Linked DNA regions of Homo sapiens: region 1 is linked to region 2. A link is a loop called in an ENCODE intact Hi-C map of the cell type or tissue named here. Cell type or tissue: PC-9. All regions are shown on one strand. Links, peaks and the distances in the headings refer to the core of each region. The heading gives the core; the rest is flanking DNA. Region 1 has its middle 5.5 kb from the start of OTUD1. Region 2 overlaps SKIDA1 (SKI/DACH domain containing 1).

Region 1 (8,946 bases), core at 4,174-6,673, 1.9 Mb before region 2:
TTCTCTTGCCTTGCTAAGACAAAACCAACTTTGCACCTCTGACCTATGCCATTTGGCAAATATCTGGCTTGGGGGAAAGCAAGGAAGCCTTTTAGGCTTTTATAAACAAGCTTTCTCAGAATACCAAATGCAGTATCACTTAGGGCCCTTTGAGAATAGGTGTGAATGCTAGCCAGAGGTCAAAAGCGGTGGAGAAAGTCGTGACCTGCATTCCGGGGCAAGATAGACTATAGAAAATACTTCTACCGAGTCTTTTTGTAATACCCGCCTTTGTAAGGGAAAGCCAGAGGTAGTGGGAGACTTTTGCTATATTCTGAGCTGTGATCAAATGCTAAATTAACAGGGCCTAAACATTCGAATTGAACCCAGAGGTTGTCCTAACATTTTAGAGATAGGGAGACTGAACCTGTAGGTGATGTAGGCTGTACTCCGGTCCCCACCTTTCCGGTGGAATGTGAATTCCAGGAATTGAGAGACTTGGGTCTTGCTCTTATATTTCCATCCCCTAACACCGTGCTTGGCACATAATTGGACCTAATTAATATTTACTAAGTGAATGAGTAGATGGAAAGCGAGTTTCCAAGGTTTGTCAGACAGTGGTGAAGCCAAGATTACTATCCAGGTCCCTTGACCCTAGCCAGGGCTTTTAATTATCTTTGGGCAGTATGACTGGCAGGGTCCCAGCTCAGGTCACTCCAGCCGCTTATGTAAATTAACTCAGAAGAAGGTAAATGACTGTCTAACTTTTCAAATTCTGGTAACTACCCCATTGGGAGCTTGAAGCTCTCATGGCTAATTAGAAAAAGGAAATTACCATCCTTGGATTTCATCACTGATTTGTTGAGCATCTGTTGCTCTGTGCATGAAGCACTTCACGCTTAACTCTTTCATTAGCTGGTGTTCTGAAACAGAAGACAAGACTGTTAACAAGGCCGTCACCAAATAATATTTACCATACCCACCACGTGCCTGGCAGGACTAGCATAACTGGAGCCTGAAGGGAGATAAGGAAAATATTAGAATTTAAACCCTAAAGCAAGAGTAGATATTAACAGGTTGGGGTAAATGCAGAAAACAGCAACAACAACAACAAAACACTAGGTCCACAGAAGACACACTACCTCTGATGTACCAAGTTAGCAGCAGACAAAAACAAAGAGGTGAAGATTTGAAACATTAACATATGAATGCATTTTTAAAAATCTTTTTAGTTTGTCTGGGGGCAGTGGACTATGCAAGACTGTGTATTGGCAGTAGGAATCCTTGTCCACTCTGTATCTCAATGTGGAAAGGCTTCCTGGAGGAGGTGGTACTTCAGGAAACCTTCAAAGCAGAAATGATAGCAGCTTTGGAACTGGATGTTGTTTTTGGCCCTTGGAAGCTAAGAGAAGACAAGGCCTTGCAGGTGACAGCAAAGAGATTAGGGAGGCAAATCTGATTTCTCGTGAGTTCAAATAATTATCTATAATGTAATTATGTAATTAAAATTAATATGCATGAAAATTGCTACATGATCAGAACGATTGAAGAGTATAAGTTTTCAGGAAGTGAGTTGTTTTTATTCTGATGGTTTCCGTGACTGTTTTCCCTTCCTCAACTGTAAGCTCCTCAGAAGGATCCCAAAACTTAGCATAGAATAACTTGTAACGTTTTTGCTATATACTGTATATTAAAACATGGGAAGACTATAAATGTGATTTTTTAAAAAAAACTGTGCAAAGAAGCTGAATCCTGTGTCTTTAGATAAACATTAAATACATCCAATTAAGCTAGAAAAAACAATTCCTAGGCTAGGAGCCATGGCTCATGCATATAATCCCAGTACTTTGGGAAGCTGAGGCAGGAGGATCACTTGACCCCTGGAGTTTAAGAGCAGCCGAGGCAACATAGCAAGACCCTGTCTCTACAAAAAATAAAAAATAAAAGAATTAGCCTGGCATGGTGGCACATGCCTGTAGTCCCAGCTTCCTGGAAGGCTGAGGGGGAATAATTGCTTGAGCTCAAGAGTTTGAGGTTGCAGAGAGCCATGACCACACAATTGCACTTTAGCCTGGGTGACAGAATGAGGCCCTGTATCAAGGGAAAAAAAAGAAAAGACAGACAGACAGTAGCAAGTGTTGGAGAAAATGTGAAGTTAAAATCTTCATACGTTGCCTGTGAGATTGTAAAATGACGCAGATACTTTTTAAACAGCTTAGCAGTTCCTCAAAATGTTACACATAGAGTTAACCATATGATCCAGTAATTCCACTTCTAGGTATATAACCAAGAAAAATAAGAACATATCTCCATACAAAAACTTGTATATCAATATTCATAGTAGTAGTATTCATAATATCCAAAGAGTAAAAACTACCCACATATCCATCAAATGATGAATGGATAAACCAAGTGTGATACATTCAGACAATGGAATATTATTCAGCCATGAACAAAATGAAGACACATGCTACAATATGGATGAATCTTCAAAACAGGCTAAGTGAAGAAAGCCAGATGCAAAAGGTCACATACTGTATAATTCCAGTTATATGAAATGTCTAGAATAGAGAATAGGCTGAGGTGAGGAGGGAATGTGGAGTGACTGCCAAAGGGCGTGGGTTTCTTTTGGAGTGATCAAAATGGTTTGAAAATAGCTTATGGCTGTTCGAGGGGCTCATGCTTATAATCCCAGCACTTTGGAAGGCCAGGGTGGGTAGATCACTTGAGTGCAGTAGTTTGAGACCAGCCTGGGGAACATGGCAAAACCCCATCCCTACAAAAAATACAAAAGTTAGCCAGGCATTGTGGCACACACCTGTAATCCCAGATGCTTGGGAGGCTGAGTTGGGAGGATCCACTGATGCTGGGAGTTTGAGGCTGCAGTGAGCTGTGATTGTGCCACTGCACTCCAGCCTGGGTGACAGAGGAGACCCTATCTCAACAAAAAAAGAGAGAAAGAAAGAAAAAAGAAAATGGGTTATGGCAGGGCAAGGTGGTTTATGCTTGTAATCCCAGCACTTTGGGAGGCTGAGGCAGGAGAATCACTTGAGCCCAGGAGTTTGAGACCAGCCTGGGCAACATTCAAGACTCCATCTCTACCAGTAATAATAATAATAATAATAATAATCAGCTGAGTGTGGTAGTGTGCACTTGTAGTCCCAACTATTCAAGAGGCTGAGGCTGGAGGACCACTTGAGCCCAGGACTTTGAGACTTTGAGATCGCAGTCAGCTATGATCCTGCCACTGCCTTCCAGCCCAGGTGACAGAGCAACCCCTTGTCTCCAAAACAAACAAACAAACAAACAAACAAAAAGTTGCTAGTTGCACAACTCTGTGAATATACTAAAAACTACTGAATTATACATGTGAAGGATGAATGAATTCTATGGTATGTAAATCATATCTAAATAAAAGCTGTTTTTAAAAACCTTACCATGAGCCAGGTACTATGCTCATTGCTTGAGATAAAAAGATAATTATATTTTAACCATAAATGTCTCAGCAGCAACAATACTTATTTTGTGACATTATTGCATATATCATGGACAACATTTTATATATCTTAAAGATTTTTTCTGACAAATTCACAGTACTCTATATGATAGCTTAAATGTAATTGTTTAAATGATATAAGTGAGCTGAAGCTTACTGAAGCCAAATCATTCATGCCCAGATAAAACGGATATTTAGGGCACTAGACTAGTAGAAATGCTATTTGAATTTATAATTTTTTTATAAACTTTTTGTGTAATCTTCATGATATAAAAAATACTTTTACATTTTGTAAAGTAAACATTTGTTGAGCATTCCATGAAGCATATGGGAATTGTACACAGATATGTCATATTTTTAGTTTCGTTGGTTCTATGTGTGGTTCTCTGAGATTCTGAAAAGTGCGCAGAATATTTTCTGAATGTTGTCAAATAAAAATAGTACCTCAGCAATAAAGGCAAGCATCTTGGGAAGTGATGTGTGGAGTTGATATATATTCATTCTTTGTGTTCTGTTGGACTGACAATTTAAAGTGAAAAAATAAATAAATAAAGAGCATCATGTCATGGAAACACCTAAATATTCTTTCTCCAGCTCATCTACCAAGGCTGACGTGTCACCAGCTGGAAGTGAAATTACCAGGCAGAAGTGAAAGCTACCCTTAATTATTTAAATCTATGGCTCTTCCGAAATTGAATTTATGTATTACTTGCATAACTTGAACATTATACTAAAGAAGAGAATCACTGAAAATTCTATTATGTAAAGACCTCTTAACTCCAGAAACTTTAAATCAATATATGATAACTAGATCAAACAATCAGTAGATGTTTGGGTTTTTTATATATATATACACACATATGAAAAAAATATATATATGTATATTTTTTTTTCCCCAAGACAGAGTTTCGCTCTTGTCGCCCAGGCTGGAGCACAATGGCACAATCTCAGCTCACTTCAACCTCTGCCTCCTGAATTCAAGCAATTCTCCTGCCTGAGCCTCCCAAGTAGCTGGGATTACAGGCGTGTGCCACCACCACGCCCAGCTAATTTTTGTATTTTTAGTAGAGACAGGGTTTCACCGTGTTGACCAGGCTGGTCTCGAACTCCTGACCTCAGGTGGTCAGCTTGCCTCGGCCTCCCAAAGTGTTGGGATTACAGGTGTGAGCCACCATGCCCGGCCTATAATTTCTTATTTTCTTTCTTTCTTTCTTTCTTCTTCTTCTTATTTTTAAATAGAGATGGGGTCTCGCTCTGACGCCCAGGCTGGAGTACAGTGGCACGATCTCAGCTCACTATAACCTCCACCTTCTGGGCTTCAGTGATCCTCCCAACTCAGCCTCCCAAGTAGCTGGGACTACAGGCATGCACAACTATGCTGGGCTAATGTGTTTGGTTTTTGTAGGAGAAAAAAATAGGACAAAGTATGGAGAAAAGACTGTGACAAAAGGATAATCATTGACTCTCGAGTTTAGGCTTAGAAAAGGCGCAGATCCTTTTGATAAATAGCCCAAAGGGTCATCCAGTGATTAGCAACAGGGTTCAAATCTGTACTCACACAATGGCATTCTTCATCTTGTGGATCCGATTGACTGTTGAGAGAAGTCAAGTCTGTTACTCAACAGGGAGGTTTAAATGACATAATTTAAATAGAGTGATCATTTCCCATACACAGCCTTGACTCATTCCAGCATATGGTGAAAGAGAGGAGCCCCAAAACCTCAAGTGTTGCCGGAATTCAGTTAATTTCTATTAGAAAAGGAGAACAGTAGACTAGAACCATCTTGTTCTGTGCTCTGTTGCCTGCTTCTAGTTGCCTTAACCGATACTATGGACAGGTCTGCTAACAGTAACTAGGCCTGCACAGGTTTAAATAGAAGTATAATCATATGTCCCTTGTTTGTAAATAGCTTAACATAAAGTAGGAAAAACAAGACACCCGCACACACCCAAACGTTGAATAACTGCAGTAAATGCAGAAATCTGTTACCAAGGATGATTCTAACATAACTCAGTTGGCTGTTTGTGTGGCAACATTTTAAAAATCCACAATCTTTGTAATGTTTACCTAGTAGCTAAATGTCTGTAAATAAGTGAACGTGATAACAATATGACTTACCCCTCCTAGAGACCATAAGGGTGTTTCTGTGGGGAGCAGGCAACAGCCACACCCCACCCTCCTTCTATATGGGTAGAAGGCCAGACTGAGAAACACACCCTTCATGACTAAGAGCTCAATTGTAAAAATGCCCAGATATTATAAAACTATTTTACCAAGACTTAAGGAAATGAGAAAAGAGGACCAGGCACAGTGGCTCATGCCTGTAATTCCAGCATTTGGGGAGGATGAGAGGGGAGGATTGCTTGAGACCAGGAATTCAAGACCAGCCTGGGCAACATGGCAAAATCCCATCTATACAAACAGTATAAAAATTAGCCGGACATGGTGATAAGTGCCTGTAGTCCCAGCTACTCAGGAGGCTGAGGCTGGAGGATTGCTTGAGCCCAGGAGGTTGAGGCTGCAGTGAACTATGATCATGCCACTGCACTCCAGCCTGGGTGGCCAAAAAGAAAAGGAAAGAAAAAGAAGAGAAAAGAGGATAGATATTAAGTTACTTTAATATTGCTTTTTATTTAATTTAAAAAAGTGTGTTAAAAAATTAAAGCAATGCACATGTGTAAAAATAGAAGTAAAATTCCTTTACATCCCATCCCATCTCCCTCATCTCCCACTCCAGTGGTAACTACTGTTTACATTTATTGTATATATTTTCAGACTTTTTAATACGCATATATAGATTATATATATCATACACATGTGAGCAAAAATTTGGCATTACAGGATTATATGGTACATATTTTCTCTGCACTATACTTTTTTCTTTACTTAATTAGTATATACTGGACACGTTTCATGTCACAATATGTAGCTCCACCTTATTCTTTTTTTGTTTTTGTATTTAATTTATTATTTATTTATTTCGAGACAGGGTCTTGCTCTGTCACTCAGGCTGTAGTGCAGTGGTGCAATCATGTATCACTGTAGCCTCAACCTCCTAGGGTCAACTGATCCTCCCACTTCAGCCTCCAGAGTAGCTGAGACTACAGGTGTGTGCCACCATGCCTGGCTAATTTTTTTTATTTTTAGTGGAGAGGAGGTCTCTCTATGTTGCCCAGGCTGGTTTTGAACTCCAGAGCTTGACCGATCCTCATACCTCAGTCTCTCAAAATGCTGGGATTACAGGCAGAGTTTCTGCTAATGAGGTGACTTAGGGTGGGACCCCTGATTAGCCCCAGGATGGGGCTGATCAACAGAAAGAGCAAGTGATTAGAGGATTAGAGGGTCGAAAGTTTCAGCCCCACCCACCAACTTCCAGGAAAGGGGTTGTGGGGGACACTGGAGATTAAACTTCATAAAAACTCTTGGACAATGAAAGCTCTATTCTCTCTCCTCCATACTTCAGCCTCTGTATCTTTTCATCTCTATTCTTTGTAATACTCTTCATTAATAATAATACACTAATAAATGCAATTATTTCTCTGAGTCCTGTGAACCATCCTAGCAAATTAATCAAACCAAAGTAGGGGATCATGGGACCCCCAGATTGCAACCAGTCGGTCAGAGGTATAGGTAACAACCTACTACTTGCAATTGATGTCTGAAGTGAGGTCAGTCTTGTGGGACAGAGCCCTCAACCTCTGGGATCTGACTCTAACTCCAGGTAGATAGTGTCAGAATTAAACTGAATTATAGGACACCTAGTTGGTGTCCACCACAGAACTGCTTGGTGTGTAGAGAAAAACCCCTACACCTGGTCACAGAAGTGTTCTGTGTTGAGTAGAAATTGCAGAGAAAAAATAATTGTTTCCCTTTCACAGGAACGTATTTTTTTCCTTAAGAATCTTCTTGATGGTTGAAATTATAAATGTAACTACTATGAAGCCAACACATTGTTTTAAATGTAAATAGTTTTTATGGGATTTATTATTATGAAAATAATACATGGTCATCACAAAAAAGTCGAAAGCTATAAATAAGCAGAAGAGAGAGAGAAACAATTTTTTAAAAATAGTCCTCCCAGGGTCTTGGTGTGGTGGTTTATGCCTATAATGACAGCACTTTGGGAGGCAGAGATGGGAGGATTGCTTCAGTCCAGGAGTTTGAGGCCAGCCTGGGCAATGTGGCAAGTCCCTGTCTCTACAAAAAAAACCTTAAAAATTAGCCGGATGTGGTGGCATGAGCCTCTTGTTCCAGCTACTCAGGAGGCTGAGGTGGGAGGATCCCCTGAGCCCAGGAAGTCAAGACTTCAGTGAGCCATGTTCCTGCCACTGCACTCCAGCCTGGGCAACAGAACAAGACTCTGTCTCAAAAACAAACAAAAAAACTCACCCAGGACTGGGCGCAGTGGCTTACATCTGTAATTCCAGCACTTCAGGAGGCAAAGGCAGAGGATCACTTGAGACCAGGAGTTTGAGATCAGCCTGGTCAACAGAGCGAGACCATGTCTCTACAAAAAAATTAAAAAATTAGCCAGGCATGGTGTGGCACACCTGTAGTCCCAGCTACTCAGGAGGCTGAAGCTGAAGAATAGCTGGAGCCCAGAAGGTGGAGGCTGCACTGAGCTAGGATCACACCACCGCACTCCAGCCTGGCAGATAGAGCCAGACGGTATCTCTTAAAAACAAAAACAAAAAAACACCACCTATAAATGTGACAACTTCTTCTTCAATTATATCTGTATCAGCGGTTCCCAACCACAGCAGTTTGGCAAGGTCTGGAGGCATTTTTTGGTTGTAACATCTGGAAGGAGAGCTGCTCCTGGCATGTTGTGGGTAGAGATCGATGATCTGCTAAAGATCCTATCCTGTATAGGACAGCCCTTTACAAAAAATAATTATTTGTCCCAAAATGTCAATAGTACCAAGGTTAAGACACCCTGATACACACACACACACACACACACACACACACACACACACACACACACACACACACATACATACTGACTTTAAAAAAAAAGGGATACTATTCTGTCATCTATTTTTTACTTGATATGTCAAAATATCTTTTATGTTAAAAATACACTTCAACATCTTTAATAGCATTTAAATAAATGAGTTATTCTTGAGTATTTTAGAAATTTTGTAGCATCCCTACATAAAGACATGTGTATGTTTGTATAACTGAGATGTTTCATAAAATAACATGCATTGTTACTACCTATACTGCATTCTATTTTATATTCCATTTTATTCCTTATTTTAAATGTCAATTATAACTTAAGTTCATTTCATGGCCCACTAATGACTGTGACTTGGAATTTGAAAACCAATGCATTACAGCTTCAGTTTTACTCTGATAGGTTATTGTATTTACAGTACAGGCCAACTCTCACTTCAATACATTTTCTGAGCAAATGGAATCATTGAAAAACAATGCAATTTTTTAATGTGTTTCTTTAAGTAACCTG
Region 2 (9,677 bases), core at 4,549-7,048:
AAGTGAAAAGTAAGCTTTTCAAAGTTAAAAGACTTAATTTTCACCCTATGATTCCATAACAAAAAAGCGAATTTTCTGGTTAATATGTGATACTGTCAGTGTTGAGTGTCCAGTCTTTTGGGTCTTAGTGTCCAAACCTTGCTCAAATCTGATTATGATGTGATTTGCTGATGTCATGAATATGAAATGATACTTGTGTATCCATAAATTCGAACTTGTGATTTTTTTTTTTTTTTTTTTATCTCCCGCTTTTTTGTAGGTTCCCAGTAGCTGCAGCAGTGAAAGACAGTGATTGGCTCCAGTGCTCCCAGAAGGATTTGGGCTGAAGCCAGGGGAACAGAACCAGAAGAGGATTCCCTTTCCAGAGACCATCAGGCTCCTCATGTCTTGTCTCTCCTCTCTCCCCTCGTGGTGGCTCAGGATTTCAGTATGGCTGAGCAGCCCATAGGTAGGCCTCAACACTTGGTGTCACCACTTCAGTCTCTATATGTTTGGCCCTTGTGTAAAATAAACAAAAACTTGGGCAACCCTAACAAATTGTGGTTCTGGATATTTGTGTATTATTTAATATCTGAAGGTCAAACTCTACTTTCTCTGATTTTTTTTCTTTTGCATTCAGGATCAATTGTGAAAGGCCCATGTGTCTCATAGGAAAATATTACAACAAAACAAGATAATTGGGGGGAAAGGCGGTTGCAGTAGGAAAAGTGGCTTTTCTTTGATAGCATTTAATTGGAATTAAAAGATTCTTGAGCTGTAAACATTCTTTATTTATTCAGCACACATAAGCAGGCATTGTTTTATCACCATCATAATTATGGTGTCCTTTAAACTGGCTGATAGCAGGAAAGATAAGGGAATGTGCCCACAGATTCAGATCAAGTCTCACTCCTTTCTTTTCCTCCCTGCCCCCTTCCCCCCACCCCATTCCTTCCTTGGTCACTAGGGTCCCCCACAGCCCTTGAGATGAGAAGAGCAGGAAGATTGTGGCCTAGCCGTTTCTTACATCATGAAAGTGATTTGTACCTCACTCTAATTTGATGCAATCTATAACCTCCTTGTCTCCTATGTTTATAACTGGTTTTTAGCTTGCAATATATGTTATCTGGAGGTGCCTATTGCTCACCTGTGTAAAATCTCATCCACTAGGATTTGTTGCTTTACCTTTGTCTAATTTAGAAAGCACACTCTTAGGGCTTTTTCAGAACAAAGCCTCACAAAAACCCCTTTACCTCCAAGGATTTGCAAATTTATAAAGGCTGCATTGAATTCAAGATGGGTCAGGGGGCAAAAAAAGGGTAGAAGGTCACTGCATTTTGATTATGGGTCAGTAGACAACATGGCATATACCCTGTGTCCCAAACTTCTGTTAAAGACAGGGTTTTTAAATGCCTAAGAACAGAGGGATGGGCCCTTTTGGAGACTTACCCTGATTTGTTCAAATGAACCAGAAAGAAAAAAAATTAAAGGAAATATACTAAGTTATCATTTGTTTCTCAATTTAGCCATTTTCTACTCCTTCATTCCCATTTTCCCATCCCAAAAAGCAGAGAAGATGTGATATTAGATAAACTTAGCTAAAGAACTGTTGAGATTTTATTGTCTTATATCCTCAACTAATTCAGCCATATGAGACTTTATTATTATTTTAAACTTTTATCTTGTGAATATTATAGTTACTTTTAGTTAATAGCACAAGGGGCTTTTATTCTTTTAACCAGCATACTTACATTGTTGAGGCCTTTGTGATGTTCCTTACTCTTTTCTGTCTGAATTCACTTTGAACAAAATGTGCCCAGCAATCACTAAAACAAACGTATATGGTGAAGAGCTGGTGGCGGGGGGGGGGGGGGGGGGGGGGGGGTGGCTGTGATCCTCATTTAAATTATGTATGTATGGGTGAAAGCTTGGAAGGAAAAGGATTATTTTAATGCTCTTCAATACTTTAATTATATGACAGTTGTAGTGTAGAAATGCAAAAGTACTCTTAGGTTTTCCTTCAGGTTTTCAAAAGAACTTTCCCCATTAGTAAACTACTCCTGCAAATTGCTATTGCATTTCCCAGCTAACCATTTAAAAGACTGTAAATGCCGTGTGCATTACTTCGCTCCAGAGGAAAGAGGTCAGACTGAATTGCAATGGTATTGAAACATAAAATACAGTGAAAATAAATCAAAATAGAGCATCTAAAGGTAAATCTAGCACATTCATATGGGATAAGTAAAGACAAATATGTTCATATTTTCATGGCCCTTCACTTTAAAAACTGAAAGTGCTGATTTTTTACAATAAATGCAGAAGTAAGTGGACATTAGGAATATATTTCAATCTCTATTTGCTAAAGAGGATTTTCCTTTTGCAAGCAGCTTTGTTTTCAAAGCTAAAGCACTTTTTACAATAGTGTGTAGATTAGGCATTCCTCACTGAGTAAATAATCACATTTAATTAAACTCAATGCATATCATACATGTGCCTAAATTCACAATAATTTCCTGGACCCACAGAGAAGGATATATATATATAAATGTTAATTTGGACATATCTATCTACATATGTACTTGCATTTGAGAAACATAGAAGTTGATATATCTTTTCTTAAAAAAATTTGAATACAGTCCATTATCTGAATTGGGTTCATCTTTGATTGTAGAGTCAGCTGACATGGTCAACAAATTTATCAAAGAAACCCCCTGGCTTTTGAAGAATAGTACTTTATACATCTGGATCTGCACATCAGGCAAAGTAAGTAAATTATTGCATAACTTTAAGCATAATTGATAACAGACACCTTTAATTTTTCATCCCCATTCTTTTGGCCAGCTTTCACATTAATAATCTAAGCCATAAATGTTGGTAGCTATTGATCGAAATCCCCGGTGTGCATGCAAATCCATCTTAAAGTCCCCTGCCTTTCATGTGTGAGCGCTCAGGGGCCTCTGCTAGATCTTTTTATCGGGATCGACCCCCAATGTGCCTGGAGAAGACCCCGGATATGCAACGTGTGCTGATGGCCCAAGAAAGCTGTCTGTCACATTCTGTGTTTGTGTGTGTGTGTGTGTGTGTGTGTGTGTGCATGCACTCATTCAAGCAAGAGTGCTGGAGCCTAACACACACATACACACAAGGATGGGGAAGTTAAAGGAACAAAAGAATGTATTAGACACGAAGAAAGATGTGTAATAGTAGTATTAAAAATGTATAAGTGTAAAGGTGTCTGAGTGTACATATAGAGATACTTGCACAAAGTCTATATAGACACATTTCTCAAATTCCCTAGCCTTTATTTTTCTCTATTTCACCCAACAGATTATGCCCTTAGTTAAAAAAAAATAACTTAATATGCTACTAGTTTTCAAAACCACCTATATTGCCAATATTTTAAAGGTGGAAAGAGAGGAAGAGAGAGGAAAAGAAGGTAGTTTTGAAATAGCTACTAAATCATGTTGCTATGTGTAGGAGGACTAGGAGAGAGAGAGAGAGAGAGGAAATATAAACAGGAATGGAGAACAACTAAAACTACCTGGAGAAAAAAAAAAAAGGATGCTCTAGCCAACCTTTTGTACTGTCTTCTCAAAAGCTTTTTCTGAGTTTACTATTTCTTGGCTGACTCTTTGGTCTAATTCTTAAAGCTGGGGGAGGGGAATGGCGGGGGTGGGGGTGGGAGGGCGAGGGCTGGCAGTACTATATAAGTGCATCAGAAGGAATTTTAAAACGACATTATTGTTGCTGGCAATAGAAAGACTCTGGTCATTCTACTTTTAAAAACAAACACCAGCATCTGCTTTTCCTGGAAACTTCGCTTTCTGCCTAAACCTTGTGCATTTTGTCTCCTGTGAAAGTGAAAGAGAAAAACACGGTGTAATAGATCCAGATGCAAAAGAAAGCCAACTCGCTGGATGGTATTAGCTGTGACGAGGCATTGTTCATTGCTGCCTCTCGGTTACGTTTAAAGCCTGAAATATCACGAGATCCATTCAATGATCCTTCTTTCATTCAAGGGACAAAAATGTAATTTGCTGTAGCTCTGATTTCTTGGATGGAAATGCTAGCCTTAGATTTCAAAGGCAAGAACTAGACATCGCGGTTTGTACATACATTGATTAAGTTGAAGAGCGGCGATTACATCTGTGCTGAGTGCAACAGTAGTTCAGGGGCTGACTTTTCAAATCCCAACCTCCTGAGTTACAGACTCTCTTAAATAGACTTCCTTAATTTCCGGATGCACTTCTTGAAATTCCCAATTCTTTTCAAAATTCCTGGGAAATTACAAAGGAGATGAGGGTGGGGGTGGGGAATTATGGCCGAGATTTCATCTTGTCAGGCAAACTACCTTTTTGTATGTCTGATTCCTCAGTTTTTATCTTTGTTTTCTTTTTTGAGCCATACCTGCTCGTGCCATCCAGACCAGAGCAGGGGAAGCTGGGACTTTTGAATGTGAAAAAAGAAATTACTGTATAATTTTTTTCTTGCAGGCTCAGAAATATCCGTTTATTCTTTTAATCACGCGGATGTGTCTATTTTTGGAGGAACAAGGAAACACATAAATGCCTGGGTTGCATTTATGTTGTAGTTGCAAACACTGAACAGTTAAGAAGATTTTGCCGAATTTTGCAAAGCAGCCAAGGAGCCGCCTTGGGATCGTGGTAATGCGACTGGGAGGACCCTTGCTCTCATTTGGCAATATTTTGGATATCCTTGAAAACGACACCAAAATTTGCCTTAATTTGACTAAGAAGAGGTTAAACCACATTGATTTTCATCCAAAGTGATTTTGTTAAAGCAGATGCTTGACTTTGATGGAAAAACTGGGAGTTGTGGAAGATTTACCTAAACTACCAACCAAAAGCATCACAAACCACTGAAACAGTCTGCATCGTACATCAGCACTTTCTTTTCATTGTTATTACGTAAAACCTCTGGAAGCACCTTGGGCGTTTGACAGTTTCTTTTCTTTGCTGCAGAAGGAAGCAATCTGCTCCCTGGAATTCTGACCTGTGGTGAACAGGACCCTGGCAAAGGCTTTGCTGGGGACTCTTGGACGATCCCGCCTCCAATCCAGTACGGTTAATTGTGGAAAAGTGTACACATTTCTGGCTTATCTATGCTTTGTTATGGGTCTGACGTGAAACTACCTCCTCCCCACCCCACCCCCCAGCAGAGAACCGAAATCCAGTTGAATTGTTACAGTGTTTCGGAGCTGGAGCCTTGAACTGCTTCCTTGGTCAAATAACTTTGTTTCTGGTTGTAAAAAGGCATTTCAGGAAAAAAAAAAAAAAAAAAGGAAAATCGAGAGAAATTCCAAACGTAAGTCCGCACTGGGGTGGTTCACGGGGCGGGTTTAACTTTGGAGCTCCCAGCCGGTCTCCTTCCCCACTCCTGTAAGGGAAATACCAGGCTATTCTGCACATTTTCCCTTAAGCTCCATTTTCCAAAAGGAAAAGGGGGTGGGGTATCTCTCTTTCGGCTTGATAATGTTTTTTAAATGCTTTTCTTTGAAATGATAATAGCTGTATCGGTAAAATGCAAATAAACGAAAAAAATAGGCAGTATTTCTTTAAAGGCGAATATACGGTGCGGTTTTTTTTTTTTTCTCCCTTAAGCGTACACACACTGCTTCTGATGAAGTCTGTGAGTCAGGCTGTTTCTGAGCTCCGATAGTTTAATGGAAAGATTTATATACCGACTGTATTATTTACTTTGGGAGGGGAGGTGGCAGTATAAGGGTATGCTAATTAGTGGGAGATTTTGGGGGGAAGGGGTGGAATATCAATTTTTATTGCATCACCTGTCAGGAGTGTCCAATCAGCGCTGGCTTTAGGGGAATTAATTGATGAAGGTGTCTCCGGACGAGCTCACTTCACTCTGTCATTTTATTTGTAGCTAAAGCAGCGGCGGGAATAGCAGCTGCATTTCTTTTCTCTTTCTCCCTTCACATTCCATTATCATAGTGCTCCAATGGAGAAGGAAGGAATAGAGGGGCCCAGGTACTGATCTGCATCGGGGACTCAGACCAACACACTGGCAGATCAGAAACCGGATGGTTTTTTCCCTCTTTTTTAAAAAAACGAAAACAACAACAACAAAAAAGCAAGAATCAAGTCAGTGTAATTTCATGGGGTTTCCCCCCCCCCAATAATTTCGCCTAGAGTTTGGCACTTCCTTCGCCGGGAATAACAGTCTTTGTTATTTTATTAGCAGGATGCCTTGAGACACACGCAGCATCTGGCTGAGGATTAACATACATACATGTGTATGTATGCGTCACGTATATATTTACTGCAAATGGTGGGGATCATTTAGTGCCCGAGATGGGAGACCTGAAGTCAGGTTTTGAAGAGGTGGATGGCGTGAGGCTCGGCTACCTCATCATTAAAGGGAAGCAAATGTTTGCCCTCTCCCAAGTCTTCACAGATCTGCTGAAAAACATCCCGAGGACGACCGTGCACAAGCGCATGGATCATCTGAAAGTGAAGAAGCACCACTGCGATCTGGAGGAGTTGCGGAAACTCAAGGCAATTAACAGCATCGCCTTCCACGCCGCCAAATGCACGCTCATCTCCCGGGAAGACGTGGAAGCGCTCTACACCTCCTGCAAAACCGAGCGCGTCCTCAAGACCAAGCGCAGGCGGGTCGGCCGGGCCCTGGCCACAAAGGCGCCGCCGCCAGAGCGCGCCGCTGCCGCCAGCCCCCGCCCGGGATTTTGGAAGGACAAGCACCAACTTTGGCGGGGCCTGAGCGGAGCCGCGCGGCCCCTGCCAATCAGCGCGCAGTCCCAGCGCCCGGGCGCCGCCGCCGCGCGCCCCGCCGCCCATCTACCTCAGATTTTTAGCAAATACCCCGGCTCGCACTACCCGGAGATCGTGCGCTCGCCGTGCAAACCCCCTCTAAACTATGAAACTGCCCCGCTCCAGGGAAACTACGTCGCCTTCCCCTCGGACCCTGCTTATTTTCGGAGCCTGCTGTGCAGCAAACACCCGGCAGCCGCCGCCGCCGCCGCCGCCGCCGCTGCTGCCGCCGCCGCCGCCGCCGCCGCCGCCGCCTATTACCAGGTATCGGCGGCCGGGCCCCAGCCCAAGGCAGCGGCGGGCGCCGGAGGCCCGGGGAGCCTGAGCTACCGCTGCAAGCGCAAGCGCGGCGGCGCCAAGGACTGCCTGCTCGCGCCTCACGCCGGCGCGCGGCGCCTGCTGCTGTTGCCCAGGTCCTACAAAGCCAAGGCGGCGGCGGCGGCGGCGGCGGCGGCAGCGGCGGCGGCGGCCGCCGCGGGGGCCACTTGCCTGGAGAGGTTTCATCTGGTCAACGGCTTCTGCCCGCCTCCGCACCACCACCACCACCACCACCATCACCACCACCACCACCACCACCGGGCCCAGCCGCCGCAGCAGAGTCACCACCCCCCTCACCACCACCGGCCGCAGCCCCATCTGGGCAGCTTTCCCGAGAGCTGCAGCAGCGACTCCGAGTCCAGCTCCTACTCGGACCACGCGGCCAACGACTCGGATTTTGGCTCCAGTTTGTCCAGCTCCAGCAATTCTGTGTCCTCAGAGGAAGAGGAGGAGGAGGGAGAGGAGGAGGAGGAGGAAGAGGAGGAGGAGGGGGGCAGCGGGGCCTCGGATTCCAGTGAAGTCAGCTCGGAGGAGGAGGACTCGTCCACCGAGTCGGACTCCAGCTCCGGCTCCAGCCAAGTGTCAGTGCAGAGCATCCGATTCAGGCGCACCAGCTTCTGCAAGCCTCCCAGCGTGCAGGCGCAGGCCAACTTCTTGTACCATCTGGCCTCCGCCGCCGCTGCAACCAAACCCGCTGCTTTCGAGGATGCCGGCAGACTTCCCGACCTCAAGAGTAGTGTCAAAGCGGAGTCGCCGGCGGAGTGGAATCTGCAGAGCTGGGCCCCCAAAGCATCTCCGGTGTACTGCCCGGCCAGCCTGGGGAGTTGTTTCGCTGAGATAAGGAACGATAGGGTATCTGAGATTACATTCCCACACTCTGAAATTTCCAATGCTGTAAAGAGAACTGACCTGACAATTAACTGCCTGGCAGAGGGGGCCTCTTCACCTAGCCCAAAGACAAACAATGCATTTCCACAACAAAGAATACTCCGAGAGGCTAGGAAATGCCTACAAACAACTCCTACTACACACTGTGCAGATAACAACACAATAGCTGCTAGGTTCTTAAATAATGATTCTTCAGGAGCAGAAGCAAATTCAGAAAAATATTCCAAAATCCTTCATTGTCCTGAATTTGCTACGGATTTGCCCTCTTCGCAGACTGATCCTGAAGTGAACGCTGCAGGAGCAGCAGCAACTAAAGCCGAGAATCCCTGCACTGACACAGGCGACAAGACATTGCCATTTCTGCACAATATTAAAATCAAAGTAGAAGACAGTAGTGCTAATGAAGAATATGAACCTCACCTTTTTACAAATAAGCTAAAGTGCGAGTGCAATGATACAAAGGGTGAGTTTTACAGTGTGACTGAGAGTAAAGAGGAGGACGCCTTGTTAACCACAGCCAAGGAAGGTTTTGCATGCCCTGAAAAAGAAACTCCTTCCTTAAATCCACTGGCTCAAAGTCAGGGCCTTTCATGCACTTTAGGTTCTCCAAAACCTGAGGATGGGGAATATAAATTTGGTGCCAGGGTGAGAAAAAATTACCGGACACTAGTACTGGGAAAGCGACCTGTCCTTCAGACACCTCCAGTCAAACCAAATTTGAAATCAGCTAGAAGCCCTCGTCCTACAGGTAAAACTGAGACAAATGAAGGAACACTGGATGATTTTACAGTTATAAACAGACGCAAAAAGGTAGCCAGCAATGTAGCATCAGCAGTGAAAAGGCCATTTCATTTCATGGCAAATTTTCCTTGTCCACCATCACTCATTATTGGGAGAGATGGGGATTTGTGGCCGGCGTATTCCTTAAACACCACTAAGGATTCTCAAACTCCTCACAAGGCCCATCCTATATGGAAATGGCAGCTGGGCGGTTCTGCAATACCTCTTCCACCTAGTCACAAATTCAGGAAATTTAATTCATAAAAATGTTTTGGAAGATATTTTCTTGAACCATATTACCTTCCTTTTGTTGTAAACTGCACAGGATGGTTTGTACAAGTCCATTAATGTGTTACACCCCCTTTGGAGTCCTGGTTTATCGCATTTTGAAGACAGAAATCGGATTACTTTTTTTCCGTTGCGGGTTTTTTTTTTTTTTTCTGGAGTAGGGTGGGGGCGGGGTGGGAGAAGGGTTGGTTTACATTCCACAGACTACTTCAGGCTAAAGACTCAAGTAAAACTCAGTTATTACGGTAGAGCTGGAACACTTTACTGTTTCGATGCTAATAATGCACCCGGTACCTCAATTCAACTGCTACAAATAAATGTCAAAAGGTTGAATAATAAATATTACAATGAGCCATTAAGTTTATGCACTAGATTTCAGAGCTGAAAGTGTAACTGTTAATTCAGTGAAAGTTTGTTAGGTTACATGGTTACACAGTGAGGTGAGGTGAGGTAGCAAGAAGTTTCTGTGAGCCCAAAATGTTATTTTCTGGAGCTCTTGTTTGTGGGGTATCTTTTTCTTTTGACTCCCCTTATTCCCTCTCCAAGAGTAGTTGCACTTAACTTTTTTTTTTTTTTTTTAGTGGAAAGATTGGGGTGTGAGTCCTGATTAAATGCTAG

Evidence for each region. Hi-C counts contacts between places; a loop is a spot of excess contacts. Peaks named below come from ENCODE experiments on the same cell type or tissue, not always from the same donor. Only the 100,000 strongest peaks of a DNase experiment are listed, where the experiment ranks them.
Region 1: a loop joins it to region 2, with 9 times the contacts of the local background. A loop is called at or near these places in 4 of 110 quality-filtered maps.

The regions. Positions count from the first base shown.
Region 1 is chr10:23,429,064-23,438,009 of GRCh38, reverse strand. No RefSeq gene overlaps it. Among named protein-coding and RNA genes, the nearest start is that of OTUD1, 5.5 kb to the left of the region's middle. RefSeq lists an enhancer at 4,791-5,853. In PC-9, for the core only: no CTCF peak of the experiment used is centred there; DNase peaks (open chromatin) are centred at 5,109 and 5,619; H3K4me3 peaks cover 1,094 bases; H3K27ac peaks cover 2,308 bases.
Region 2 is chr10:21,514,454-21,524,130 of GRCh38, reverse strand. It overlaps SKIDA1 (SKI/DACH domain containing 1), which reads left to right. Exons shown (of 4, transcript NM_207371.4): 2 at 260-448; 3 at 2,651-2,742; 4 at 4,473-9,677. The coding sequence starts at 6,309. The coding sequence ends at 9,035. Among named protein-coding and RNA genes, the nearest start is that of SKIDA1, 6.4 kb to the left of the region's middle. RefSeq lists a silencer at 6,674-6,833. In PC-9, for the core only: no CTCF peak of the experiment used is centred there; a DNase peak (open chromatin) is centred at 5,710; H3K4me3 peaks cover 2,469 bases.